Linked DNA regions of Homo sapiens: region 2 is linked to region 1. The links are chromatin loops, found by intact Hi-C in ENCODE. Cell type or tissue: heart left ventricle. All regions are shown on one strand. Links, peaks and the distances in the headings refer to the core of each region. The heading gives the core; the rest is flanking DNA.

Region 1 (14,721 bases), core at 3,616-7,615:
ACACCTTGGTTGCCTTCTGTCTCTGATTATGAATAAAACTACTCTAAAATTTGTGCAGATTTTTGTATGGACATAAGTTTTTAAGTCAGTTGGACAAATGCTTAGGGGCACGATTGTGGGATTGTATGGTAAGATTATGTTTAGCTTTTTCAGGCTGGGCGTGGTGGCTCATGCCTATAATCCCAGCACTTTGGGAGGCTGAGGTGGGCAGATCACGAGGTCAGGAGATCGAGACCATCCTGGCTAACACAGTGAAACCCCGTCTCTACTAAAAATACAAAAAAATTAGCCGGGCGTGGCAGTGTGTGCCTGTAGTCCCAGCTGCTGGGGAGGCTGAGGCAGGAGAATGGCATGAAACCAGGAGGCAGAGCTTGCAGTGAGTCGAGATCGTGCCATTGCACTCCAGCCTGGGTGACAGCGCAAGACTCTTCTCAAAAAAACAAAACAAAACAAACAAACAAACAAACAAACAAAAAAACATTATGTTTAGCTTTTTCAGAAAATGCCATACTGTGCTTCATGTTTGCTGTGGGTTAGATGCTTCCGTTTCCTGTAGTTTTCTTGTTTTTTTCCACCCCTGGTTTCTTTGGGTTTCCCTAAGAACTCCTTCTTAAATAGAGTCTGTCTTGAAGCTCTGTCAGTTGTAATGCATTTTTTTTTTTATACTGGAGCTCTGTTGATGTGGTGGAAAGGTGTTGGGGAAGGAGTGCATTCTGTAATCTAATATTAAATCTCAGTTTTTTAGTGGGCGTAAGTCTTTAGGCTGTGATCTTCCGAAGAGTTTATTAGCTTTCCTCCCCTCACCCCTTCTGTGAGAAGGCAAGAGGGAGTTGAGTAATTGTCCTTTCCCCAGGTCTACAAAGCTCCTGCGAAGTAGTTTTTCTTAGCAGGTGGGCCTTTGTTATGGAGAATGCTCTGAGCAATTGCAAAATGGTTACTTTCCCCTCTCCCTGCCTAAAATACGAGGGGATTTTTTTCTTTGATGTTCTTGTAAGAACCTGTTCAGGCTCCTGGAGGTAAAAGCTATATAGGTCCCTCTTAAGTCTGGACCTCCAGAAGTTTTAACTCTCAAGCTAGTCCACACTCAGTCTTCTGCAGTTCGTCAAAATTACCGTTCAGGTATTGATTACTGTATTGCTTACTGGTTCATGTAGCTTTTGCTTCTGGTAATCTGATCTTTTCTGTGATTCTCTGTATTTTCTTGTGATTTTTTTCCTTCAAATTTTGTGGTAGCTGTTTGCTCTGTGACCCCAGTTCTCTAATGGATCTAAGAAAGGCCATTGATTTCAGTTTGTTTAGCTGTTTTCTTGCTGTGAGGATGGGAATGATGACTTCTGAACTGAAAATGAAGCCTGGCACCCAACACCCCTTGCTTTAACAAATCCCTCCAGGTGATTCTGAGGCATGTGAATGGTTGAGAACCACTCATGCAGCGTTAGTCCTTCAGTTCACAGATAAAGTACAAAGGGGAAACTGGCTGGTCACTGTGGCTCACACCTGTAATCTTAGCCCTTTGGGAGCCTGGGAGGTAGATGGTGCAGTGAGCTGTGATTGCACCACTGTACACCAGCCTGGGTGACAGAACAAGACTCTGTCTCAAAAAACAAAACCAGACTGGGCGTAGTGGCTCATGCCTGTAATCCCAACACTTTGGGAGGCTGAGGCAGGTGGATCACCTGAGGTCAGGAGTTCAAGACCAGCCTGACCAACATGGTGAAACCCTGTCTCTACTAAAAATACAAAAATTAGCTGGGTGTGGGGACGCATGCCTGTAATCCCAGCTACTTGGGAGGCTGAGGTAGGAGAATGGGGTGAACCCGGGAGGCGGAGCTCGCGGTGAGCCGAGATCGCGCCACTGCACTCCAGCCTGGGCAACAGAGCGAGACTCTGTCTCAAAAACAAAAACAAAAACAAAAAAAACCCCAAAAACAAATGGGGGAAATTACTTTTCTAAGTTACAGGGAGAGTCAAAACCCGGACTAGAACCTGGGTCTCTTGACTAGATCATCTTCAAGCTGTATTTTTGTATCTACATATAGTGACCTTCAAAGGGATTCATTATATTTCATCTTGTGTATTGTATGTTTGACAAGTATATTTGTTTTGATGGTTCACTGATTTCAGTCCTTGGTATTTACCTCAAGTTCATTCTGGGATCTGGTTCTATTCATACACATTATCATAGCTATTTGGAAGCTTACTTGAAATCTTCTCTTTGAAAGAAATATCAGCCTATCTCAGGTGTGAGCTTCAGTGTAACATTGATGTGAGTGAAATAGTATGTTATATAGAAAATTTTATTTTCCCCTGCCATCCCTTACATAAGATTTTTTAAATACCTGAAAGAAAACCTTAGAGCTCTTCATTCAGTCTTTGGAAAAGCCTGATGTGAACCATCATATGGGAGGAATCAGCTGCATCTGTCATTCTTTCTTCCCATGAGTTCCCATAATTTCATTTTCTTAATATGTAGTATAGGGTGGATAGCAGTCATAATCCCCTTTTCCATCTCAAGCCAGCCCACACTCCTTAGCCTCATGCACATGACATTCCTCTTAAGTTGTGATCTGGAGAAGGCTGGAGATGTTTGCTGTTGGCAGTCTTTTTCTGTAAAGGGCCAGATATAGTAAATATTTAGTCTTTTCAGGTTGTATGGTCTCTGTTTCAAGTATGGAACTCTGCCATTGTAGTGGGAAGACAAACAACCATAGAAAATACACATAAAAAAATAAGGCCAGGTGCAGTGGCTCATGCCTGTAACCCCAGCACTTTGGGAGGCCGAGGCGGGTGGATCACAAGGTCAAGAGTTCGAAACCAGCCTGGCCAACGTGGTGAAACCCCGTCTCTACTAAAAATACAAAAATTAGCCAGGCATGGTGGCACGTGCCTGTAGTCCCAGCTACTTGGGAGGCTGAGGCAGGAGAATCACTTGAAACCAGGGAGGCAGAGGTTGTGGTGAGCTGAGATTGTGCCACTGCACTCCAGCCTGGGCAACAGAGCGAGACTCCATCTCAATAAAAAAAAAAAAAAAAAAAAATCGGTGTAGCTGACTTCTAATAAAACTTGATTGATTGATTGATTGATTGAGATGGAGTCTCACTCTTGTTGCCCAGGCTGGAGTGCAATGGTGTGGCACGATCTCAGCTCACCGCAGCTTCCACCTCCCGGGTTCAAACGATTCTCTGCCTCAGCCTCCTGAGTAGCTAGGATTACAGGCTTGCGCCACCATGCCCAGCTAATTTTGTATTTTTAGTAGAGACAGGGTTTCTCCATGTTGGTCAGGCTGGTCTTGAACTCCCGACCTCGGATGATCACCTGCCTCGGCCTCCCAAAGTGCTGGGATTACAGGCATGAGCCACTGCGCCTGGCTATAAAAGTTTATTTTCAAAAACAGGTGCAGTCTCTTGGCCCTAGTTGCTAGCTGCTGTTTCAGAGCCTGTGGAAATCTTACCTTCACTTTATGCCCCAAAGGATGCCATCGTTTTTATCTACTGGATGGGATCCCCAAGATTACTTAGATTGTTTTCAGAAGTAATAACAGATATCTGGGTATGGAGCATAGCATCTTAGTTTTAGTTTCTTTTTTGAGGGATGCTTTTTGGTGTTATGGTATACCACAGGTGCCTAGAGAAAATTCCGTTTTAGGTGCTGTCCTTTGAGGAAATACTGCTGATCTCAAATAACTGTGGGTAATTGAAATATCATACCTTTTAATGGTGACTACTAATCCCCTAAAAAGAATATAGACTTTTTCGCTCTAAACATGGTTTCAATAGGGTTTTTTTTTTTTTGATGGTCTCTTATGACTCTAGATTGAAACAAACAAGAAAATAACCCTACTTCTATAGTTACTATAACAGCTGAGGCAAGCTATACTACCAGTGGTGCATGGTAAAGCCTGCCTTTTAATAAGTTCTTAAATATAAAGAATGATAGAAAGTTTCAAGTTATGGTGTGTTATAGGTGCCTATGGAGTTATTAGGTTAGAGGAATGATTTTAATTTACTTGGATTCCTTAGCACATTGCTTATTGCATGCGTGCTCAGTAAAAGTGGATACTGGTGTTTGTGCTTTGCAGCTACCGCAGGTCTTGGTTGTCATGGCTTCTCATTAGTGCATTAAGATCCCTTTAGAGCTCTGGTTGCCTGGCAAGAGAAAAGGCAGGAACTGCCAGGAGCTGAAAGGACAGATGCTTAGCTGCAGAAGTAGCCTCTGGGGAGCGTTGGCTGCGTTGGCTGAGGTTCGTGTGCATGTGGTCAAATGTGTGAACTTGGGTTTTGCTAGACAAAACTCTGGGCTACATGGATTAATTAATATATGCTACAAGTGGTCTTTGTTTTAGAAGTCTTTGCAGTTTGAGCTATTTAAAACTTTTTTTAAATAAGCAAATTAGAAGATTCTGTTTGGGGTGCATTCCTGTCCTTTGGGGAAGTACTGCTGACCTTTAAGAATAGTGGGTAATTGGCCGGGCTCAGTGGCTCACACCTGTAATCCCAGCACTTTGAGAGGCCGAGGCTGGCGGATCACGAGGTTAAGAGATCAAGACCATCCTGGCCAACATGGTGAAACACCGTCTCTACCAAAAATACAAAAATCAGCTGGACGTGGTGGCGCGTGCCTGTAGTCCCAGTTACTTGGGAGGCGGAGGCAGGAGAATCGCTTGAACCCGGGAGGCAGAGGTTGCAGTAAGCTGAGATTGTGCCACTGCACAACAGCCTGGCGACAGAGCGAGACGCTGTCCAAAACAAACAAACAACAAAAAAATAAAAAACAGTGGGTAATTGAAATATTGTATGTTTTAATAATGACTACTAGCCAGATGCGGTGGCTCACATCTGTAATCCCAGCCCTTTAAGAGGCTGAGGCGGGCGGATCACCTGAGGTCGGCAGTTCAAGACCAGCCTGACCAACATGGAGAAATTCTGTCTCTATGAAAAATACAAAATTAGCTGCGCATGGTGGCGCATGCCTGTAATCCCAGCTACTCACGAGGCTGAGGCAGGAGAATCGCTTGAACCCTGGAGGCGGAGGTTGTAGTGAGCCGAGATCGCGCCACTGCACTCCAGCCTGGGCTACAGAGCGAGACTCCTTTCCCCCCACCCCGCGCCCTCCAAAAAAAAGACTACTAATCCACTGAAAAAAGGTCAGTTGGCTGGGCCCAGTGGCTCATGCTGTAATCCCAGCACTTTGGGAGCCAAAGGCGGGTGGATCACCTGAGGTCAGGAGTTTGAGACCAGCCTGGCCAACATGGTGAAAACCCGTCTCTACTAAGAGTACAAAAATGAGCTGGGTGTGGTGGTGCATGGCTGTGATCCCAGCTACTCTGGAGGCTGAGGTAGGGGAATTGCTTGAACTCAGGAGGTGGAGGTTGCAGTGAGCTGAGGTCGTGCCACTGCACTCCAGCCTAGGCAATAGAGGGAGACTTCTTCTCAATAAATAAATAAATAAACGTCAGTTTACAATATTAGAATACTGAAAGCTTGAGTAATTAGAAGAGTCTTATGATTAGAATTAATTATTTCAGGCTAAAAAATATTAGAAGGAGACTCTAGAGGGCAGTATAAGTCAACATGTTCATGCTTCTCCTGGCAATGGAAAGTTAAATTTTGCTTTGGAAAAATATACCAGGTGTTCTGAACTCTTTCCCCACCACACGGTGTCCCGGTTTGGTAGAAATGTGAGTTTTGGAAAGAAGTGCTCTGATTTGGCTTACAAAGATTAGCTAATGTATCAGAATTATATGGCCCTAGGGAATATCTCTGCTTGGTTTACAATACTGTCTTAGAAAAACTGGAATTGCCTGGCCGGGCGCGTTGGCTCACGCCTGTAACCCCAGCACTTTGGGAGGCCGAGGCGGGTGGATCACGAGGTCAGGAGTTCGAGACCAGCCTGACCAACATGGTGATGAAACCCCATCTCTACTAAAAATATAAAAATTAACCGAGCGTGGTGGCGTGTGCTTGTAATCCCAGCTACTCAGGAGGCTGAGGCAGAACTGCTTGAACTCGGGAGGTGGAGCTTGCAGTGAGCCGAAATTACGCTGCTGCACTCCAGCCTGGGCGATAGAGCAAGACTCCGTCTCAAAAAAAAAAAAAAAAAAAAAAAAAGAAAAGAAAAAAGGAAAACTGGAATTCCCTTATTGACTCAACTAAATTGAGTTGAGTTTGCTTTTCAGACATTTGTGGAGCATTAAGTGAAAGGAATATATCTTTATAGCTAATATGTCTTTTGTTTTCAAATCTTGTTGGGTAGGAAGTAAATGTACCCTCTATTCAAACAAATGGGAAGAGTTTGACTTATTTTGACTTTTTTTTTAAACAACTTTTTAAAACAAAGTTAAAATTAGATGCCTCATTTGTGAATGTCTGTGTTAATGTTGAACCTTTCAGAACGTTTGCATTAAGCAAAACCCAGAGCCTATTATGCCTATCACTTTTTCTTCTAATTTTTAACCTTCTATGCATTTTCAGGGAAATCTAATCCTTATGTTATTGACTCATCTTACATATAATTCATCAAATATGGTTTGGAAAGAACTGTTTTGAAGCCTAAGAAGCTCTAGTTTGTAGAGCTTCTTAGGGTCTTAGGCTTTACAAGGCAGAAAGTGGGGATTACCAAGGGCAAACTAATGAATCTCCTATAAATTTAGATTTAATATTTTAAACTATTAATTGCAATTTTTGTTTTTTGAGACAAAATTTCACTCTGTTGCTCAGGCTGGAGTGCAGTGGCACGATGTCGGCTTACTGCAACCTCTGCCTCCCGGGTTCAAGCAATTCTCCTGCCTCAGCCTCCTGAGTAGCTGGGACTACAGGCGCCCACCACCATGCCCGGATAATTTTTGTATTTTAAGTAGAAACGGGGCTTTACCATGTTGGTCAGGTTGGTCTCAAACTCCTGACCTCAAGAGATCCGCCCACCTTGGCCTCCCAAAGTGCTGGGATTACAGGCGTGAGCCACCGCATCCGGCCAAAATAGTTATTTTGACGTAGTTACAACTATTTTTCCTTTGGAAATAAATCAGGAGTTTTAGAAAATACTGAGTTTCCCACATCTTTCAGTAATGTTAAAACTAATGTGCACTAGTGAGACAGGAACGAGTATCATGTATTGCCTTTGATTATTGTTATTGAGTATTAGGTTTACTTCTGTCACCACTTGTGCATCTATGTTTTTTTCATTCTAATCACAGAGTAATGTAAAATAAGCATTCGTGTTTTCAAAATATACACTACTCATTAGAACTTTCACCTGAAATTGTGTGTTTTTAATTTATACAGAATTGGTGTGTAAACTAAAGGAGTTTTCTTAACGAAAAAAGTAGAAAGTTAATTAGAAAGTTTCTAGGAAAGAAGGTTGAGTTGTTTTTTTTTTTTTTTACAAAGTATCTAGAAATAAAAGGTAAATTTTTTTTTTCTTTTGTTTTGAGATGGAGTCTAGCTCTGTCGCCCAGGCTGGAGTGCAGTGGTGCAATCTCAGCTCACTGCAGTGTCCACCTCCCGGGTTCAAGGGATTCTCCTGCCTCAGCCTCCTGAGTAGCTGGGATTACAGGTGCTCGCCACCACACCCAGCTAATTTTTGTATTTTTAGTAGCGACGGGGTCGCTGGTCTTGAACTCCTGAGCTCGTGATCTGCCCACCTCAGCCTCCCGAAGTGCTGGGATTACAAGCGTGAGCCACCGCGCCCGGCCAGAAGGTAAAATTTTAAAGCAGCTGTGTAATATGTAGAGAAAGTAACTAAATCTTTGAGTTTACAAAGGATTTGGGATATTTGCTTAATTCTCAGACTTGAAATTAACTAACTTACTAAATGTTTTCTTTATTCTGGCAAGTGACAGAACATTGATATAGACAGTATTACTCACGTTTTGTTTTATTTGAATGTAAATCGGCAGAGTCTCTCTGTATCTTGAAATATACAGGAGAAATTTTCCTTAACCTAAGATTGAAATATTATTTAAATGTATAACCCATTTTTGCCAACCCCTGAGCCAGAAACCCAAAGAAGGATACATATAGAAGTGGTTTCTTATTGACAGCTTTAATTTATGCAAATATCCAGGGTTGTTTTGTTACTACCAAAAATAAAATAAATGTATTTCTTAATATGTTACATGATATAAATGACATCATTTTAAATAGTGACTTTCTAGGGATAGAATATCTTTGGTAAAGATAAAAGCTGGTTTTTGTCAGATGTTAAATGTAGAAAATTGAGAAGGGCTATGGAACAAAATCTTTGATTTACAAGTTGACAAAATGCTGGAACACACAGAGACTATATAGATTCATTTGATATAAGAGCTTCATTTAAGGGAAGGAATTCAAGGCTCTTTCAGCTTGTGATTTCTATTTTGGTGTATTCTGTCCCCACCTAATGATTTATACAATGTGATGATGGTAATTCAGAGCTAGAAAGTAGGTTGTTTCTGGTTTCAGTCCTTCTTTTTATCTGAAATACTGAAAGAGCCGAACTGTATTCTGTACAGGTAGTGGTTACTTTTCTTCTGCTTAGACTTAAAAACACAGCCTGTTTGTTAGCTTTTGTTGGCACCAAATAGTACTTGGACAGTATATATTTCACAGCGACATATTTTTTCTACCTAACATTAAGCACTTGCTTAATTTGAAGAACTGTTCTGTTGAGCCTGCCTAAGACAAAATTTCAGTGTACATAGCACAGTCTGAATTAATAGAACTCAAACTTACTAGGCCATGAAAATGGCTTAATCAACAGTGAACCCTTTAAAGACCTTGTCAGGTAGTGTTCTAATAGTGATTTTAGAAAAAAAAACAATGATTAGTGTTTAAAGATACTCTTTGTTTTAGAGTTTGTTTTCTTTTTTAAAGCCCTCTTGAGTAACTTCTGGGGTTGTGCCTATGTTCTGTTTAGAGGGAAAAAAATTGCATTTCTATACTTTATATTGAACCACAGCCATTCAGTCTAATTACTAATCTCTTCTTGGTAGAAGTCCTTTCAGACTGAATTGTTTATTCTTCCTTATCTCTAACCTGAGGGTATATTGTTGCTGAGTTGTTAGATTTTATTCTTCTTTGTTGTCATTCTGCAGTTTCGATTCCTACCTCCCCCTCCCATTTTGGTGATGGATGGCTGATCTGATGTTTGTGAGGCATTCAGGATTTGATAGCTGTGTTAAGAGAGACTCAGCATTCCTTTCTGGACACCTTCTCTTTTCTCTGTTGAAAGTTCTGAATCGTTTGTGCTGTCAGTAGTTTTTGATAGGTAGAGGGTCAAAGACAACTCTGTTGATTAATTGAATTTCCATGTCAAATAGCTTTTTATTTTGAGGTATAGAGCCTGAGTTTAAATGCAGGTTCTGAAACTAACTACATAGTCCTCTCTCAGTATTCGTGGGGGATTGGTTCCAGGACCATCGGTGGGTACCAAAATCCACACACATTCAAGTTCTTTAAATAACATGGTGTCGTATTTGCATGTAACCTATGCACATCCTCCAACATACTTTAGACCATATCCTCCCTTATACTTTACATCGTCTCCAGATTACTTATAGTATTCAGTGCAATGTAAAGGCCATGTAAATAGTTATTATACTGTATTGTTTATGGAATAAAGACTTAAAAAATTCTATACATGTTTAGTACAGAAGCAACCATCCTTTTTTTGTTCCTCCAAATATTTTCAGTCCGTGGTTGGTTGAAACCACAGATGTGGAACCCAGGGATATGAAGGCCAAGTCTGTGGCTTTATTGAACAGATGTTACTTAACACCTTTGTCTCTTGGTTTGCTCACTTATAAAAGAGGAGGTAATAATAGTGCCTATCCTGTAGGAATATTGTCATATATGTATAATACTTACAGCAGTACCTGGTGTACAGTTAGCACTCAATAAATATTAGTATCGCTGTCATTATAGTTTGGATGAAAAAGCTAATGGGAGTTTTAAGTAGAAAAGGGATGTTACCAGAATTGAGTTTCAGAAACATTGGTTTGATAGCCAAGGGGAAGGTAGATGGGTGCTAGGTTAGCAAAGGTTGAGGCAGGAAGACCTGTGCGTGGATTGAGTTGTGTTTCTGTCAGAAGACACAATTACAACAAATATCGTTTAAAGATTTCAGTTGGCTTTATTTGTGGTTCTAGAATTGGGCAATACCTTATGAAGTAGAATAAATGTAAGCATTCCAATGAGTGCAGTAGAGGAGGTTGGCTTCATAGACAGAAAAAGGGCTGAAGAAAGCAGAAACAAAGAACAAAAAGCACCAGTAGACTTCCCTGATGTAGGGTTGCCAAAGCCTTCAGTTTGCTAGGTGAGAAAAAGTAGTATCTGCAAAGCGCAGCAAAGCAAATGCAATGAAATGAGATATGCTGGTAGCTGACTGTTCAGCTCCGTGTTACTGCTGTCAAGACAGAGATAAGGGTTTATGTTATTAAGATGATTTAGTTTTGAGTTTTGAGGTTAGCTAGCACTGAGGGACCCATCTTACATATTTAAGCAGTCAGAAAGGAGAACATATTTTTGCCAGATAGTAATTAAAATTTCTAATAGAGGCCAGCAACCCTTCCAACAGAGAGAAAGCAGGTGTGAGACCAAGTCACCAAATCCCATTGGTCCTGGTCAGGTGCCTCACTTCTCACCAGAAGAGGTTTTAAGAATCTCTTGCCAGGCACGGTGGCTCACATCTGTAATCCCGGCATTTTGGGAGGCTGAGGCAGGCAGATCCCCTGAGGTCAGGAGTTTGAGAATGGCCTGGCCAACATGGTGAAACCCTCTCTCTATTAAAAATAGAAAAAAATTAGCTGGGTGTGGTAGTGGGCACCTTCAGTCTCAGCTACTCGGGAGGCTGAGGCAGGAGAACTGCTTGAACCTAGGAGACGGAGGTTACAGTGAGCCGAGGTTGGGCCACTGCACTCCAGCCTGGGCAACAGAGCGAGACTCCTTCTAAAAAAATAATAATAAAAAAGTCTTGAGTGGAAAAATACAAAAACTCTTTCGGTTCAACTCTTCCATTTCCTGAGATCTTGTGTTCAGGCCTGCAGGGAAGTCCCAGGCTGTCGTTCAGGGGCTTGGGGAAGCAGACCTCTGCAGTGCTCCCAGTTGTCTGAGGAATGCAGTGTTAACTGTCCAAGTTTTACCAGCCTAGGGCAGTGTCTTCAAGGTGGGCTCCTTCTAAGATGACCTATCGGGTACCTGAGAAATACTAAAACAACTTTTTTTTTTGAGATAGAGTCTCGCTCTGTCACCCAGGCTGGTGTGTGGTGGTGATCTCGGCTCACTGCAACCTCCGCCTCCTGGGTTCAAGCAGTTCTCTTGCCTCAGCCTCCTGAGTAACTGGGATTGCAGGTGTGCATCACCATGTCTGGCTAATTTTTGTAATTTTAGTAGAGACGGGGTTGCACCGTGTTGGTCAGGCTGGTCTCAAACTCCTGACCTCAAGTAATCCGCCCTCTTCAGCCTCCCAAAGTGTTGGGATTACAGGCGTGAGCCACTGTGCCCGGCTAGATTTTTAATTTTAATGGAGCCTGGATGTTTCATGTACAAGTAACGTATTTTGGGATGTGTGCTTCTTGTCTACTCTTGGGGTTATACAATTATAAGAACTCCCCTACAGTGGCCTATGAGGCCTACCCTGACCTTGGACTCGACTCGTCCGTTGCCGGCACCCTCCACCCTCAGTTGTGTTCTAGTCCTGCCGGCTCGCTTGCTCTCTCTTGCTCGTTCTTGTTCTCTCTCTCTCTCTTGCTCTCTCTCTGACTCTGTCTGTCTGTCTCTCTTCTCTCTCCAGCTGGTACCTACCCTCTGCATATGTTTAATCCTTCTTGCTCTACTTTTTTTTCTTAGCACTTACTGCCTTTGAATATTGTGTGAAATTTATAGAATACAAAAAAATCTGTTGGTTATTGTTTGTTTCTCCCTGCAGAATGTAAACCCCTTGAGGTCAGGAGTGTCTTTCTACTTTGTTCATAGATGTATTCTAAGTGCTTGTGCTGTTTTTTTTTTTTTTGAGATGGAGTCTTGCTGCCGCCAGGCTGGAGTGCTGTGGCGCGATCTCGGCTCATTGCAACCTCTGCCTCCTGGGTTCAAGCGATTCTCCTGCCTCAGCCTCCTGAGTAGCTGGCACTACAGGCGTGCACCACCATGCCCAGCTAAATTTTTTTTTTTTTGTATTTTTAGTAGAGGCAGGGTTTCACCATGTTGGCCAGGATGGTCTCGATCTCTTGAAATCATGATTTGCCCGCCTCAGCCGCCCCAAAGCATCTGGCACATATTAGGGCTTGTAAGTTCCATTAATGAGTGAGTAAATTATTCAGGAAGATTTGGGAATACAAAAATGAATCAAACGTGCTCCATGCCCTGAGTTGCTTCATATAGCAGCAAAGACCAATTTATATGAAAATAATTTTAAGTCTGTGAGAAACGCAGCAGTAGAATTATATGGAGGGTAGAGAGGTGACAGTAATAAGGAGGTGATTAATTCTCTGGGGGTGGTGGTAGACACATAAGCATTTAAATAATGTAAATGTTTTGAAAATGTGACAGTTTTTAACCCATTAACTGTTGTGGTAGGCTTACTTTCGCTTGTCCAGAGAAAATGGAAATGAAGATTATTTGAATACAGTGTGCTTGTGACTCTGTAGAAACTTGTCTTTGATAGACATCTATGTAAGCTGAATTAAGCAGAGGGCAAATCTCTGTCATTTGTTCCTCTATGTTTATGTTGTATAATTTGGTGTCATTTCAATCATTTCATGATTCCTGTTTTAGTAAATTTATAGTAGGGTGCCTGTTGGTAGTATATCAATGTTCCTCACCCCCTCCTTTGTTTCTAATACACCCTGGATCCTTTTGGATATTTAATAATTACCTTAAGGATGCTAATTTGGGACAAAATGAGTCATTTAGGGGTGGATTACTTTATTTCATCAAAATCATTGAACAGAGTGCTTGGACAATAATGTTTTGACATTGCCCAGCTGCTGTGTGGCTCCACTGTGCTCTCCCTAGTGGTGACTGATGAAGGGGAGAGAGGAGGCAGGAAAGGGGCTTGCTCCTGAGACAGGCACTACCTTTTGTGATGGATGCTCTGCTTGCAGAACCCAGCTGAGCATCTGTCCGGACACACTCCTTCCCAGTTCACATAAATAATGTAGCAGTGATAGTAACAAGGATGAAAAGCAAAATGCTGATTTTGCTGCCCCCTGCCTGTTTCTTTTTTTTAGTGGGGTGATGTACTTCACAGACAAATAATGAATTACCACCCTCACTGTTGGGGTGATTTAGGCCCTCCTTTAATTGTTTTAATCAGGTTTTTACAATAAGTCGATGACAGAGTCCAAGATGACACGGTTAATGGTGTCTGGCATTCACTGAGCATTTCCTGTGTGCTGTGCACTCCATCCAAGGCCTTGCTTGAATTATTTCATTTCATCTCCATGATAACCTTGTGCAGTGGGTACTGTTATTAACCACATTGTATAGATGGGCATATGGAGACTTTCCCAAGGTTATGCAGTTAGAAAATCTTAGATTAGGAGAACCCTGGCCATCTGACTCCAGAGCTAGAGACCTTTACCACTAGGCTAAATTTGCTGAAGACTGGGAAGCTCAGTCAGAACTAAGGATGAAATGTTGCTGCCTGCTCTTAGAGTACCAGATGAAGAGAGTCACCTACCATTTAAAATCACCCAGCAAAATAGGTAGGACTAAACTTCACTATTGATGAAATTAAACCACAGCTTTATTCTCAGAACTAAACAAAAAAATTCAGCTGTTCAGTGCATTGAGGTTGGTGATCCATTGGCTTGCACCATTTCTCTTTTCTCATGAAATAGAAGGCATTTCTGCCTTTGCTGTGTAATTTGCTTGATTTTCTTCATTTTGCCGCTCTTTGGTGTAGAAACGGGCACCCTGCTTCAGCTGGTGGGGACTAAAAACTAATAGGAGGAAAGGCAAAATTCTTATCTGACCCTGTTTTTTAAAGAAATCTTGTCAAGTTCTAGAAATCTAACGGCTTTAGAATTTATGATTTTAGGAACTTATATGAAAGTCCTAATGTTTTCTAAGGTAAATTGACTGCTTACTTTCTTTCATACATTGTGCTTGCTCTTGTTCTTACTCTCACATTCTGCTTTAGTAAAGAAATGGAGGACATAACAGGGATACTATTGGTAAAACAGATGTTTCTGACTTGAAATTGCATGCACTTATGGTCTTGTGTGTTAACCACTCTTAACAACTGTGTTTACTATTGAAACTGGAAATACAGACTTTGATTATAGTTTTTCCAGCTTGCCTGGTACTATTCTCCTGTAACTGGATTATTTTTAGTTGAAATTTTTGCTCCAAGCCCTTTCCCCCTACTTAGTTGACTCTTCAATCACCACTTGGAGTGCACATGTCAGCATTCCCATGGACATTAAATACACACAGTATAGACAGCACAATGGCATCTTCTATGTGAATTATTGGACTCTTTTGATCACTTTTAATGCTGAAAATGGGATCTATCCTGGTTACCTTCCAGTCCTCTGATGAAATTTAGGGAATGTATGTCTATCTCCTTTCGAAGTTTATCCTGATAGCTATTGGTGGTCATTGTAAAATTATCTGTCTGAAACTTAACAGATTGCAAATGAAATAGGAATCTTAGTATTTATTTTGCTACTGCCTAATGATGCCTCTGTTTGAGTCATTGAATACTTTCAAAGCATAACCTTTAAGGTATGTTTCTACATCTTAA
Region 2 (14,721 bases), core at 4,940-8,939, 380 kb after region 1:
CTGCTGATCCCGGGTCCTCGACAAAACTGGCCTGGGATTGCCTGTTAGGGGCACTCCACAAGCGGACGAGGGAGTGCCTGCATCAGCGGTGGGCTCGTCACTTCTCTCGGCCTCTGGAGCTCTTGCTGAAGGTGGAGGCAGCCACTTTGGGGCAGGGCCACCTGTAGCCAGGTGGTGCATCCAGCCCTGGTGACCAGGAGCCATCCTGGGTGAGGAGGAAGTCATCGGTCATTCCAGCCAAGGGGGACAAACATTGAAGAGCTGCACACCGCCTCCATCTGGCGTTTTGTCCTTTCCTTAGGTTCAGCAGGCCCCGTTCACCCGCTGGTCGACCCCCTGACTGCCGGTCCCCACCTGGCTCGCTTCCCCTACCCGCCTGGCACTCTCCCCAACCCTCTGCTTGGACAGCCCCCACACGAGCACGAGATGCTTCGCCACCCAGTTTTCGGTAAGACTTCCCCTCCAGGAGGGGCGGGGAGGCCGTGTGAGGGTTGGGTTGGGGTCTGGTCTGCTGTCTTCATTCATTACTCATTCATTCATTCATGCATTGAGCAGGTGGGTTCGCTCCCCCTGCATGCAGGGGGTCCGTGGGGGAACAAGCCTCCTGCCCTCTGGGGGCTGTCTGGGGTAGGGGTCATAAATGCATCAGCCTTGCTAAGAGCCGGTGAAAGTAGCAGAGGGGACTCACGGCAGGTCTCTGAAGGAGAAGCACTTGGGCTGAGGCCTTGGAGGAGGGGCCAGGCAGGTCCAGGCAGAGGCACCCAAGGGCACCTCCTGCCTCCCCAGAGGCTCTGCCCTCTGGCTGTCTGCAGAGTCTGGGAGGGGCTGGCTCCTGTGTCCGAACTGGCACCTCTCCTGTGCTCTTTGCCGTTTGCTGTGCCTGTGCCGCCCTGGTCTTGGCCAGTCCTCTGGCTATTTCTGTAGCGCAGGTTGTTTTGTGTTCGGCAGGCACCCCCTACCCCCGTGACCTGCCTGGGGCCATCCCACCCCCCATGTCAGCAGCCCACCAGCTGCAGGCCATGCATGCCCAGTCGGCCGAGCTGCAGAGACTGGCCATGGAGCAGCAGTGGCTGCATGGACACCCCCACATGCATGGTGGCCACCTACCAAGTCAGGAAGATTATTACAGGTGAGGTGGGGTGCTGGGAGGGAGTGGAGGGGTTATCTGAGCCCAGGCTCCCAACCTCCCCGTGTGCCCAGGGCCAGGCTCCTCCCCCTCTGCCTGCTGGGCCCTGGAGGGGACATTGTGGAACCATGGTGATGGGAGAAACAGAGGAAGGGAGGTGTTGGGAGGGTAGGTCAGCTACACAGGAGGCTGCGGGCTTGGGGTTGGATTGCCTGGCTGTTGTCTTTGGGGTTGCCTCCAGCCTGCGTGACTGCCTGCCTAGGCCTGAGACTAAATACGCTTTCCTGTTTTGTCTTTCCAGTCGACTGAAGAAAGAAGGTGACAAGCAGTTATAAGTTATTTATTTGTTAACGCTGGCTGTGGAAACCCCAGTTCTTGGGGGGAGAAACAGGACTTTTTACATAAAATAGGAGCTGCAAAAGCAAAAAGAATATCTTCTAAAGATTTCTTTATATATTTAAAAACCCACAACTAAAAATGTATCCACATAGTAGTGTTCGTTTGTCGAGAGGATTTCCTGAGACTGGTTTGGATCTCCCTGCATGACAGTCCCCCAGAAACTTAGTGAGTCCTGGACTGGACTGAACATCCAGAAAGCTTCCCTGCAATCTTGGGGTTTGGCTTTAGTTTTCTTTTCCTTGATTTCTCAGTAGGTGCTAGAATCCAGTTCACACCCTTCACTGTGCGTGCAGACACACTGACACACTCCGCCACGAGTGCTCCAGAGCCCACGAGGCTTGCAGATCGGGGGCATAGGAATTTGGAATCCAAGAGCTATAATTTTTAAAAAAAAAAATCTTTTATTTTAATACATTGTAGGAAATCTTCATAATTGGAGAAAGTTCTGCAGCATGGCTTTTTACGTCTGTAAATAAATAATTTTAGAACAGCCTTTTTTTCTTCCATAAACTACTATTGTGATCTATTTTTTCCAGCCATGTCACTAATTGTGAATTCCTACCAACTATTGACAGAATACAGAGTTGATTTTTTAATAAAAAGTTATATATAATTATCCCTTTAATTAAAGGGAGCAAAGGGGCGTTCCACATGGACAGAGGCTTGGACCGAGGCCTGGTCACAGCAGCGAGCATCCAGGGTTTGCAGGGACGATGTTACAGACTCTGTTTTCTGCCTGGCGTTTCACTTGTGTCTGCTCCTAGCCTGTGCTCTGCCAGCAGCACAGACATCTGCTCCATCAGACCTCTTCCATTTTGCACAGGGAGTGCAGGAGGTGAATGTTCACTTTCTGTTCTCCAGTGTCACTGTTCTGTTTCCACGGGATGGAAAGCGCATGGGCCTGTGTCCATTGTAGATTTCCTTCTAGATTTCTGTGTACACACACTTGATTGTTCTGGATGAATGTCTTTTTTAATACTCCGAAAATTTCATCATCTAAGAAAATGATTCCATACAAATAACTCAGCACACAAGTGACCCAGGACATATGCCTGCCAAAGGGATGTGTTAGAAGGCTGCCTTCTCATGCGCATTGTCACTTGGATCTTGTGGTGAGGACGGCCCCATCTTTCTTGCCACAGATTGAGGCCACTTTTGAGCAAGGGAGATCCTGGAGTTAAGACAGGTGTTGGGGGCAGCCTGTATTTTACCCTAGGGGCAGGTCTGCATGGTGACCCCACATTGCACTGGTAAACCATTTGAGTCCCACTCTTCATCCTGGAAGTGGGAACTGGAGTCCCACCCACAGTGCATTCAGAAAGCATGCTGTGTGGGGGCTGCTTCTCAGGAGGCCAGGCCCTTCTGAGCGGAACCGTCCTGGAGAGAGCCTGCCCTCGTTTCCAGGCTGCAGCCGTAACGCACTTTCTCCCAGGCTGAGGGCGGGTGTTCTGGGGTGTCTGCCCTCTGTCGGCCCTGCTTCCTGCCAGGACGTGGCCTCTTCCGATCCTTTTCTCTCAGACACTGGAGGTCTCTTCTGCCATTGTGCTGGTCCCATCCCAAGAATTGTAGGACAGAGACCACACTGGGTCGGCGGACACAAAGTCCATCCAGGACCCAGGCCGCAGAGGGAGCAGGAAGAGATGCTGATAGTTTGATCTAGAAACCAGCAGCTACTGGCTCAAATTCAGGTTCTGGCGTCAAATAGCGACATTTCCAGTTTCTCTTAAAAACCGTGTTTGGTTTCAGTTGGGATAGGCTTGTTTTGTCTGTTGAAAATGTTTCTAGTTTTTTTTCTTTCATTTTTCTCTCATTCCATTTCTGCCTTAACTTTAGTTTGTTCACAGGGAGGCAAAGCTGACATGAACCTTTTGTCGTGGGACTTCAGGCCACATTGGCTTGAAGGCATTCGTTTCCTTCTGGGGTGGGGACAGGCCCTCATGGCAGGCTTGTTCCCGTGGCTCTGAGCGAGGCCTCTTCCTGCTGGGCTCCCAGACTCCTGCATCCAGGCCCCCACCTTCTCGGCTTCTGGTTTTTCTTTCTTTTTGGTAGAACACAACATCTACCATTCAGTTAAACCTTCTTTATCTCCTCCTTTGGCATCCATTTTTCCAAAGAAGAGTCGAGTCCTCTGAGGTCTGTGCTTGAAAGCCGTCCGAAGGCATTCTTGTTAGCTTTGCTTTTCTCCCCATATCCCAAGGCGAAGCGCTGAGATTCTTCCATCTAAAAAACCCTCGACCCGAAACCCTCACCAGATAAACTACAGTTTGTTTAGGAGGCCCTGACCTTCATGGTGTCTTTGAAGCCCAACCACTCGGTTTCCTTCGGATTTTCCTCCCTTTGTTCGGGGTTTGGTTTGGCTCCTCTGTGTGTGTCCGTATCTTGTTCGGTGTCCTCGAGGTTGAGCTTCACTCCACTGCGGCAGAGGCAGCGTGCACACTCGGATTTGCTACGTTTCTATATATCTTGAAGCTAAATGTATATATGAGTAGTTTGCCATGAGATAACACAGTGTAAACAGTAGACACCCAGAAATCGTGACTTCTGTGTTCTCTCCATTTGAGTATTTTGTAATTTTTTTGAAATATTTGTGGACATAAATAAAACCAAGCTACACTACAACCCTTGGGTGTCTCCCGTGCACTGTCTCATTCCTGGAGAGTGGGCGGGGATCCTGGCTGTTACCCCAGGTGGGGAAGGGACAGAGGGAGAGTCGGCTGTTCCCTGCTGCTCGGGACCCTGTTTGCATCCCAGAGTGGCTTCCAGAAACATCCTCTGTCTGGGAAGAGGCTTTCCCTGGTGAGGGTGCTGTCTTTCTTTGGAGGCTCCCCAAGCAGCGGGATGGGCCCTAAGCAGGCACTGGCATTGGGACTAAGAGCATCTTCCCCCACCCCTTGCCATTCACCCCACACCTCTAATCCGTGGGCGTTACCAGCATGTATGGGCATGTGGCACCCTGCCTGCTCAGGAGACACATCGGAACCACCCCATCCTAGCGGCCTCCTGCCTGGCCCCCATCTGCCTCCCCGTGGCCTACCAGTGCCCCCACACCCCACCCCCAGCCACCCAGCTCTAGAGCTGCACTCCAGGTGGAGGATGCATCCCAGGCCTAAGGGGCTCTAACCCTCCAAAGGGGCTGCAGGCAGCCTGCAGGGTGTGGACATGGCCACAGGGGGGCAGGCGTTGGAATTGCGCTGTGGCTTCAGAACCTGTTGAGGGCATTTTCCTGGAGCCTCAGGATTGTCCCCGGAAATGTGTGTCCACCCTTTGTCATCTGGGATAGGGCCATCAGTTTCTAGGTGTTTGCAGACATGGGGCAAGAGCAGCCCAGAAAGCTGACTGTTGGTAAACTGTCCTCAAACCAGGCAGGGTCCGCCACGTGGTAAAGACTTGGGGAGCAGCAGGCACCAGGCACTGCCTCGCTCAGGACCTGAGAAAGCTTCGCCATGCAAAGACCCGAGTGGCGCACACGATGACGGCCCTTGAGGCGAACAGCAGGGGTCCTGCTCAGCAGCGTGGCTGACCAGGGCACAGGGATGGGCCCGCAGGCTGGCCACAGGAGCCCCAGGTGGCTCTCAGTCCAGGTCTTGGGTGAGAGGATGGCACTGGGGTGGCTGGGAGAGGCTGGAATCCAGGCGCTGTCTTGGTGGGTCTCCGGGACTGTGCCCCTTAGGAAGCTGCAGGGTTTAACAGGTACAGGTCTGTGAAGTGTAGATTTCAGTGTGGTTAAATGGTTGGATCCAAGCGTCTTGAGGAGATAGTAGGTTCATGCTACAACAAGGCCTCATCAGAGCTGGGCAGCTTCTCAGGCATGAACAGCTGTGGCCATTGTCACCACTCTGCCACGCACCCATGTGAGGAAGAGGGCCGGGAATGCTAACCAGACATCTGCTGGGTGGACGGGGCGGAGGGAAATGGTGCTGTCCTCCAGCAGCACCCCAAAGCCAGGCCCTCGCCTCTTGCTGCCCCAACGACGTCCCACGTGCCCTCTGCCCCTTTGTTCCTGGAAACGCATCCTCAGCTTGAGCATGGTGGCTCAGCAGCCCCGCTGGTTCCACTGCAGGTGGGCTAGGAAGATGGCACTTTGCAGGGCATGGTGTAAGTCCCAGGGCCTCAGCACAGTGTAGGTGTGCAGCTGGGTGTGTGGCTGCATTGTTGATAATTGTCCATGGTAAGTCTAGGGAGGGAGAGACCTCACTTAAGCCTCACCTGGGTAAGTCAAGATCACGCATCTGAAGGGCAAGGATGCACCGTGGAGAGATCAGCGGTGGCCTCCCACACACACACGAGATTGCAAGCTTCCAGGCCCTCAAAAATCAGCACTGGTGAGCTATACAATTGTGGATGTGATCAGCTGATGAGTGGTGGCGGGGGGCGGGGGGGGGGGGGGTCAGGGCCAGAGCCCTTCTGTGTGGAAGCTGAGATGTGGGGAGCCGTCATCTGAGCTAAGAGCCCTCACTAGCCCCAGCCTGACCACATGGTGAGACCCAGGGCAGTGTGACTGGGCACCAGCACAGACTTCAGTGACCACCATCAGCCTCACCTGACCAGCCCAGAAGGCTTGGGTACATATCTGAACTCAGAGCTTTGAAATCAGAACCAGCTACCCAGATACTGGGGATGAAGCTGCCAGGCCCCAAAACCAGTGGAAAAGTCTGTCCTGCACTGGACCCCTGGGGCCCTTCCTGCTGCCCAATGGAGACCGAGGAACAGCGGGGTCCTTGGCCTCCCTACCTCCTCCTAAGGAGGATCTGCCAGATGAGCCAGCCAAGGGATGCAGCCGCACATTTGGCCATCCGGTTGGACTGATACGGGCTGCAGGATAAAGCAAGCCCTTTCTGGTTCATAAGGTTCCCGGACCTCCCGTTAGAAGGCGGGGCCTGGCTGGAGCTGGCATCCATCGTGGATCCCCAGGGGGCCAGGAACAGCCTCCTGCTCAGCCCCTGATGAGCTCCAGCTGCAGATGCCTCACCCGGTCCTCTCGGAGGCGGCATTGTCGGCCTTTGACAGTCTCGGTATCTGAGGTCCTTTACCTGAATCCCCACTGGGTTCCTAGCTGCCCTGGAATCCTTGGCAACTCAAGTTCTGGGACCTGGTTCTCTGCTTCTCCAACTCAAGGTGGCTTCTCTAGTGGCTGTCTTTGTCAAGAGTGGTCATTGTTCCCTTTTGACACCTCAGGGACCCAGGCTGCAGAAGTCCCCCTGTATCTCCCACAGCCCAGTTCTGTGTATGCACAGGCACCCGGGCCCCTTCTTAATGAACCAAGTTTGTGGAAGGCACTTGCTCTGCAGATATTGGAGGGATGGATGGATGGGTGGATGGACCCTGCTGGATGGATGGATGGATGGATGGATGGATGGACGGACGGACGGATGGACGGACGGACGGGCCCTGCAGGGCAAGGTTCCTTGCTGCCAGTCCAGATGTGCTATTGGAAAGTGGGTGTGAAGGACCAGATAGAAGGACCTTTTGGGTTGACTTCGGAAGGCTTCCCAGGGACGCCTCTGCTGGGCACCTGGAGACCCTCCCTTCACATTCTCTTGACTGTGCCTGCCGTGTGGGCCCTGCAGTCCCTCTGACTCCAACCCTGGTTGACACCATCGTAGAAGTGGGGAATGGGGCTTGGGGGATCAGCTTCTGATGAACCCCTAGGGTTTGAGTATCCATTGGAGCAAATTAAAAACAGGCTTTTAGAGCACCTTTTAGTTGTCCCAGAGAGGATTCCTGAGGCCATTTCTTGCCTATCCCACTGTTTTCTGGGCATGTGACCACCCAGTCCCCCCCACCCCCCAATCCCCTTGGACCCTGCTGCTGGGCAGCCGTCGAACAGAGTCCATCCCCATCCTGGCCACCAGGTGGCAGTCGTTACAAGGCCCAGGTGCTTGCCCTGGGCCCGCGGCTGCCACAAGACCTGCAGCTCTGGTGTAGGGGCAAGTCAAGGCCCCCGGCGATGGTGGGGAAGGCTGGAGGGTTTGACAGCGAGCATTGTGTAAGAGATCCGACGTTTCCTCGAGGCAGGCGGCCGGACAGGCGGGTCAGAGATCAGGCAACTGGACAGGCCTCAGCAGAGCGGGTTGTGGAGATGGCTGGGAAGAGGGGGCTGAGTGTGGGCAGGTGAGGCTGATGGCTGTGGGCAGGCAGGGCGGGCACGGCTGTGAGAATGAGGGCAAAGGCCTTGTCTAGAGAACAGGAGGTTTCTTCTGTTCTCCGCTGCATCCCCCAAGGCTTGGGAGGTACCCGGTAGGAACTCAATGTTCCTTGTGTGGAAGAGAATCCCAGGATGGCATCAGCAGCGGATGACTTCCAAGAATCATGACTCCCATAACTAACCGCGCCCCCACTCCCCGACAAGCCCCCTGAGCAGCTGCTGGGGGTCCTTGTGTGCCACAAAAGTACCCACCCCCAGTTCCAGACACCTGCTCCTTCCCTCTACGGATGCCCTCCACCCGCTCCCCGCTGAGGATGATACGTCACGCCCCACGCACCCGAGTGGATTCTGCAGACACACTCTGAGCAGGTGCAGGGAGGGCCAGGACCTCCCGACTGCGGGGGGGCCAGGCAATTGTCAGTTCTTGCATATTCCAGGGAAATCATCCCTGTTCCCCCAGAAACCTGTAGCCCAGCCTGGTGAGTGTAGGAATGCCACCTTACCGGGTCCCGGTTCCCGGTTCTCCAGGGAATGCCACCTTACCCTGTCCCGGTTCCCCAGGGAATGGTCCAGGGTTAGCCCAACAGCCTAGGGAGGAAGAAACACAAAACCCAGGGAGGCGATGACCTCTAGGGCAATTCCTTTGATGACGTTCAGTTTCCATGCTAAGTGCTGTGGGCAGTGCTCGATGGCTGTTAGGTGTGTTTCGTTTCTGAGTGGCATCAAGGAATGGGAGCCACTTTCCAAGTTTGCTGACAGGAAAGTCAGGAGTGGCTTCAGATCTTGGTGATGTGGTTTTTGTTTTGAGTGGCCTGAGAAGCATGAGTCTCACAGAGCGCTGATCGATAAAGCAAGAGGCCTTCTCCCGCTGTCCCCTCGCCTCTGAATAGGATGAGAAGCTCCCTCCAAGCTGAGCTCCCTGGGGAGCGAGCCCTGGGGAGCGAGAAGGCCTCCCTGCAGCAGCACAGTGTTCAGGAGACAGACGGGCAGGAAGCTGCCCGCCCTCAGGGGCTTGGCCGGCTCACAGCGCTCCTAAGGCACTCAGCGGCATGAGGCTGGACTCAGACTCCCCGGGCTCAAACTCCACCCTGTTGTGACGTGGGCCAGGTACTGGGTGTGCTTGCCTCAGGATCCAGATCTGTCAAATGGGGGAATGATACCTCTTTCCCAGCAAGGTCGGAGAATGGATTAAGATTCATTCACACGTGGCCTCGTGTGTAGTGAGGACTTCACAAACAGCAAGCAGCGGTGACTACCCTCATCATCACAGCTTGATTCTTTTTTTTTTTTTTTTTTTGAGACAGAGTCTCGCTCTGTCACCCAGGCTGGAGTGCAGTGGTGCAATCTCAGCCCACTGCAACCTCTGCCGCCCAGGTTCAAGCGATTCTCCTGCCTCAGCCTCCCAAGTAGCTGGGACTACAGGCGCCCACCACCATGCCCAGCTAATTTTTTGTATTTTTAGTAGAGACAGGGTTTCACCGTGTTAGCCAGGATGGTCTCAATCTCCTGGCCTCGTGATCCACCCGCCTCGGCCTCCCAAAGTGCTGGGATTACAGGCGTGAGCCACTGCGCCCGGCCCACAGCTTGATTTTTAAGTAGAGAGAAATCCTCTCTGAGATGTGAAAGTCAAACGAATGTGGCTCTCAGTGAGTCCTAGGCCTCGTGGTTTGGAGCTGGTGGCTGCTCCCACTGCCATCTGCTAGGAATAGACCTGGAAGTCAAGGGCAGCTTTTCGGACCCGGCCAGAGGGCAGTACTCCCACAGTTCGGGAGGCAGGGCAGGTTCTCAGAAAAGAGAGGCTGACAGGGACGATTCCCACGTGTAGAAGCAATCTGTGTTTTGTTAGAAAGTTCTAGGAAGAGGGCCTAAGATTTGACAAGCCAAGAGTAAGCGGGAAGCCCCTTATTCTTCATTTTGACCAGTTCTGGGCAAAGACAGCCCAGACCAGAGGACAGCCACCCAACACCACATTTTCTAGGAAGTCTGAAGCTCTTCCAAACAACATAAATGTGGGGAGGGTAAGTCTGCAGTTCCAGGAAAAGCATGGGACTAACAGGGCCTGAGTCTACAGAGGCTCAAAGGAGCGGTGTGACTTTGAAAAGCCACTAAACCTCTCTGTGCTTCAGCTACATGTGTATCAGGGACCGTGAGACCCGCTTCACTGAGCTCATGACCATGAAGGGTAAAGCAGCATCACATGAAAGCACAGGGAAAGAATCACTGGCTCCAAGCAGGGTGGACTGCACGGAGGAAGTGGCATTTCAGACAGGTCTACATGGATGAATCAGATATTGATGGGCAGAGAAGAGGTGGACTTGGCCTGCAGGAAGATCCTAAACACAGGAACCGATTGTGGCCCACAAAGGTTCTGTGGCTGTAGTACAGGGGGCTGGCAACGTGGCGGGTGGCTGGCTCGGGAAGATGGGCTGGGCTCTGTTTGGTGGAAGGAATTTCTACCTGATTCCTTAGGGTCTGGGGAGCCAGGGTAGGTGTCATGGAAGACTAGAAGAGGGGATGGGCTCAGGCCCGTGTTTACAGCCCCCCAGCTTCAGGGTGGAAGATGGATGTGAGGGTAGACAGGAGGCCAGGAGTCCAGCAGGGGCGCAGAGAGGAGTGGTGGGGCTCCAGGAGGCAGCAGGCAGTGACACTGAGGAAGGCTATGGCCCATGGGGGAGGCCGGGGCTCAGGTGGGAAAATCATAACCAAGGTGGGGAGGCCGTGGTTGGGAGGGAGGCTGTGGCCCAGGTGGGGAGGTAGCCTTTCTGACTGGCCCTAAGTGGTCACAGCAAGATGATAAGACACTGTCATGAACGCCAGACTCCCCAAGGCTGGCAACAGGCCCCAGAACCCCTGTTGTTTGTTGTGGATTTGTGGTCAGGGATGTCTTATATGTCCCCAGAACACAGGGCCCATGCAGTGAGGGAACTGGGGGCTGCACAATCCCAGACCAGGCCCAGCTTGGCGACAACAGGGACCCGGCCGTGACCCCTCATGGCCATTAATCACCATGCGTGGAGGAGCCCTCCCAGGCCTCTGAGAAGGGGCCTTGGTGAGCTTCCAGCGTCAGGTGACGAAGATGGTCAGAGGCCAGATGGCGAGGGACTGCCACACTCACGAGAGCTTTGCCAGATCCACAAAGGGGCACTGGGAGGCAGTGGGCACAGCCCGGGCAGACCCAGGCCCAGCGACGCCTGCACGCAGCAGGCACATGGTGTCCATCTGTGGAATGAACCCTTGGCGGATGGAGGGGGAAGAATGACCCGAACCTCGCCCTCCAGCCCCTAGTCCCTGCCTGTGGAGTCAAAAGGCAGGATGGGCGCTGGCCAGCCACATCAGCTCCAAACTCTTTGAGATTTCAACTTTTGGGGCATTTTACAATCTGAGCATCTTGGTGCCTATGCTCCCTCGAGCCTGTCAAGCAAGTGCTCACTTCAGAGATCACTCCCTGGCTTCATCAGGACACTGCTCAAACGGCACCTCACTACTGAGGCCACCCAGACACGCTGCTGTCGCCCTGTCCTCCTTCCCTGCGCTTGCGCTGCACGGAACCTCAGTGAGCCATGTGTCTCCCTTCCTCTCACATCAGTTCCAGCAGGGCAGAGTGGACACTTACAGCTGGATTCCCAGGCCAACCACTGTCTGCCACACCCAGGCACTCGCTGGATATCTGGAGGGTGGATGAGTGGATAAGAGGATGGGTGGAAGGATGGATGGATGGAGAAATGGATATTTGGATGGGTAGATGGGTGGACATGTGGATGGATGGATATATGGATGAGTGGATATTCGGATAGGTGGATATTTGGATGAGTAGATGGATGGTTATGTGGATGGGTAGATGGGTGGATGTGTGGATGGATGGTTTTGTGGATGAGTGGATATTCAGATGGGTAAATATTTGGATGAGTGGATGGATGGTTATGTGGATGGACGGATGGGTGGATATGTGGATGGATGGATATATGGAGAAGTGGATATTTGGATGTGGATGGATGGATGGATGGATGGATGGATGGATGGATGGATGGATATATGGAGAAGTGGATATTTAGATGGGTGGATGGGTGGATATGTGGATGGATGGATATATAGATGAGTAGATATTCAGATGGGTGGATATTTGGATGAGTGGACGGATGGTTATGTGGACGGATGAATGGGTGGGTATGTAGATGGATGGATATATAGATGAGTGGATATTTGGATGGGAGGATATTTGGATGAGTGGATGGATGGTTATGTGGATGGGTGGATATGCGGATGGGTAGATGAATGAATGGATGAGAGAATAAATGGATGAATGGACAAGTGAATGAATATGAGGCCTTCTGATCCAAAAGACCTGTATACTGTGACTCTACCCTGGGATGCAATGTACAGAATGTATGGTCCAGTTAGACCAGGCTCACTCTACCTCAGCACAATTGACAGCTGGGTCTTGCTAGCTCCTTGCTGTTGGGGCGGTCCTGTGTGCCGTGGGAGGTTTACAGCATCCCCGAGTTGTGACAACCAAAGCTATCTCCAGACTTTGCCAGATGTCTTCCTGGGGGTGGGGGTGGGGTGGCAAAATTGCCCCTGGTTGAGAACCATTGAATTACACCTTTACTTTCAAAAAAAGATTCTTACAAACCTCCCCTGCCCGAGTCCTCAGGAGGGTAACTCAATCCCATGGGGACCTCTCAGCCACCAGAGAGCAATGCCTAGAAACCATAGGCTTTGCCGCTGTCATTTATTATTTTATCACATATTTACATTCCAGTAGGCAGCCAGTCCCCCTGTCCAACAAGGCCCTTTGGTCCTCACTGGTCGGCCTGCTCCAGACCCCCAGGTGCAGGCGCGTGTCCGGAGTCGAGGCTCCGCGATGTCAGACGTTCAGCAGGAGGGGCCGGTGCTCCTCGTCTGCAGCGTCGCTGGGAGGAATTTCATAAATGACAAACAGGGAGGAGTACAGGCAGCCCAGGAAGGACACGAGGCTGGAGAAGTACATCACCCCGTTGGCACTGCCCACGGCCGAGGTCAGGGGCCCCAGGACCAGGGAGACCAGAATCTGAGCCAGGAAGTACTGGCAGCTCAGCAGAGAGATGTCCACGCCCATGCCCCGCCGGGTGCCGTCCGCACTGGACCCTGCAAACTGACCCAGAGGAAGAAACGTGTCAGCGAGACACGCCGCGGCCAGCACGGGGTGACCGAGCTCGGTGTGTCCTGCGAGCCCAGGAGGCCCGAGCGGCCCACACACAGCGGCCTCACATTTTTCAGCGCCAACATGCACAGGGAGTTCAGCCAAGAGTTTAACAATATTTGTGTTCGGAGAGATGACGACAATGAAAAGAATCCATGACTAATGGGGCAGAGGGCTGAGCTCCCACGGGCCGAGGTGGCGGGAGACACTTTCCCCGCTCAGCACTTGAGCTCTTCCCCATCCTCTCACCCAAAGAAAACCAATCTGCCCAGCCAGGCGACCGCTCCACTCCTGCCATCCCCTCCTTCACCTTCATCCAGGATGGGACCTGCCCTACACCCCCAAAGTCCTCTGCACATGACAGCCGCTGGTCCTCTGTCCGAGGCTCCAAGGTCCTCGTGGCCTCCAGCTTGGGCACGTCACTCACTCTCCCTCCCCTGCATGCCATGCTGGGGGACAGTGGCTGAGAGTGTGGTCTGTGCAGAGTGACGGTGGGGAGCGGTGGCATGGCTTTCCCTCACTGGGCTCCCCCAGCACCAGCCGGCCTGCAAGGTGCTGCGTGAGTGGGCATTGCTGTGACCTGGGAGCCTGGGCCTCCCCTGCGGCTTCCCCCCATCAGAAGGGCTGTGCTCAGGGCCAGCCCAGCTGAACTTGTCAGACTCCAAACTCCCTAAAACAAATCAGGCCCAGGCCTGGGGGAGGCAACTGAGGCATGAGATTAAAAGGGAGAGAGAGAAACTCAGTAATCCAGGTCACATTTCTTTTCTTTCTTTCTTTTCTCTTTTCTTTTTTTTTTTTTTGAGACAGGGTCTTGCTCTGTTGCCCAGGCTGGAGTGCAGTGGCACAATCTCAGCCCACTGCAGCCTCAGCCTCCTGGGCTCAAGTGATCCTCCCACCTCAGCCTCCCGAGTAGCTGGAACTACCGGTGCATGCCACCACACCTGGCTAATTTTTAATTTTATTTTTTTAGAGATGGGGTCTGACTATGTTGCCCAGACTGTCCAGGTAATATTTCAATGCAGCATTTTAAGATTTCAAAGTCACTGCAAAGGAAAATTATGGTGGGAACATTATGTGACCATAAAAGGGAAGGAGGCGCTGACCCAGGAAACAGCACAGATGGAGCTCGAAGCCCACAGCTGCACTGCAGATGCCAGACACGAGAGGCCGCAGACTGCCTGACTCCATCACAGGAGACGTCCCAAATAGGCAAGTCCATGGGGACAGGAAGAAGGTTAGCGGTCACCTAGGCCTGGGAGAGTGGGAGGGTCAGAGGGGTGATGGCTGACGGGTTTCTTCCTGGGGTGACAAAACTGTTCTGAAATTGATGGTGGTGATGGTTGTACAACTCTGCGTGTGCTGAAACCGCCGAACGGTGCACATCACACACTGTTAGATGGTGCATATTTCAATACAGCCGGTAAAAGTCTATGCTGAGCAAAATATCAACAAAAATTTAAGGCACTTTATTTATGTATGTATGTATTTATTTGAGACGGAGTCTCACTCTGTCGCCCAGGCTGGAGTGCAGTGGCACGATCTCAGCTCACTGCAAGCTCCGCCTCCCGGGTTCACGCCATTCTTCTGCCTCAGCCTCCAGAGTAGCTGGGACTACAGGCGCCCGCCACCACGCCCGGCTAATTTTTTGTATTTTTAGTAGAGAAGGGGCTTCACTGTGTTAGCCAGGATGGTCTCGATCTCCTGACCTCGTGATCCACCCTCCTTGGCCTCCCAAAGTGCTGGGATTACAGGCGTGAGCCACCGCACCCGGCCTATTTATTTATTTACATAGCCACTGTCACCCAGGCTGGAGTGCAGTGGTGCAATCTTGGCTCAGTGCAACCTCCGCCTCCCAGGTTCAAGCCATTCTCC

What was found. Hi-C counts contacts between places; a loop is a spot of excess contacts. Peaks named below come from ENCODE experiments on the same cell type or tissue, not always from the same donor. Only the 100,000 strongest peaks of a DNase experiment are listed, where the experiment ranks them.
Region 2: it touches region 1 in a loop (2.4-fold over the local background); 5 of 110 quality-filtered maps call a loop at or near these places.

The regions. Positions count from the first base shown.
Region 1 is chr1:8,717,534-8,732,254 of GRCh38, reverse strand. All of the region lies in intron 1 of RERE (arginine-glutamic acid dipeptide repeats), which reads left to right. Among named protein-coding and RNA genes, the nearest start is that of RERE, 93 kb to the left of the region's middle. RefSeq lists silencers at 192-361, 10,916-11,156 and an enhancer at 1,344-1,843. In heart left ventricle, for the core only: a CTCF peak has its summit at 5,532 (motif pointing right); no DNase peak of the experiment used is centred there.
Region 2 is chr1:8,341,827-8,356,547 of GRCh38, reverse strand. It overlaps SLC45A1 (solute carrier family 45 member 1), which reads right to left. Exons shown (of 9, transcript NM_001080397.3): 9 at 12,383-12,801. The coding sequence ends at 12,535. RERE (arginine-glutamic acid dipeptide repeats) reads left to right here. Exons shown (of 23, transcript NM_001042681.2): 21 at 302-448; 22 at 949-1,129; 23 at 1,428-4,144. The coding sequence ends at 1,461. Among named protein-coding and RNA genes, the nearest start is that of SLC45A1, 31 kb to the right of the region's middle. RefSeq lists enhancers at 5,865-6,685, 12,932-13,672. In heart left ventricle, for the core only: CTCF peaks have their summits at 7,150 and 7,376 (motif pointing right); DNase peaks (open chromatin) are centred at 6,429 and 7,469.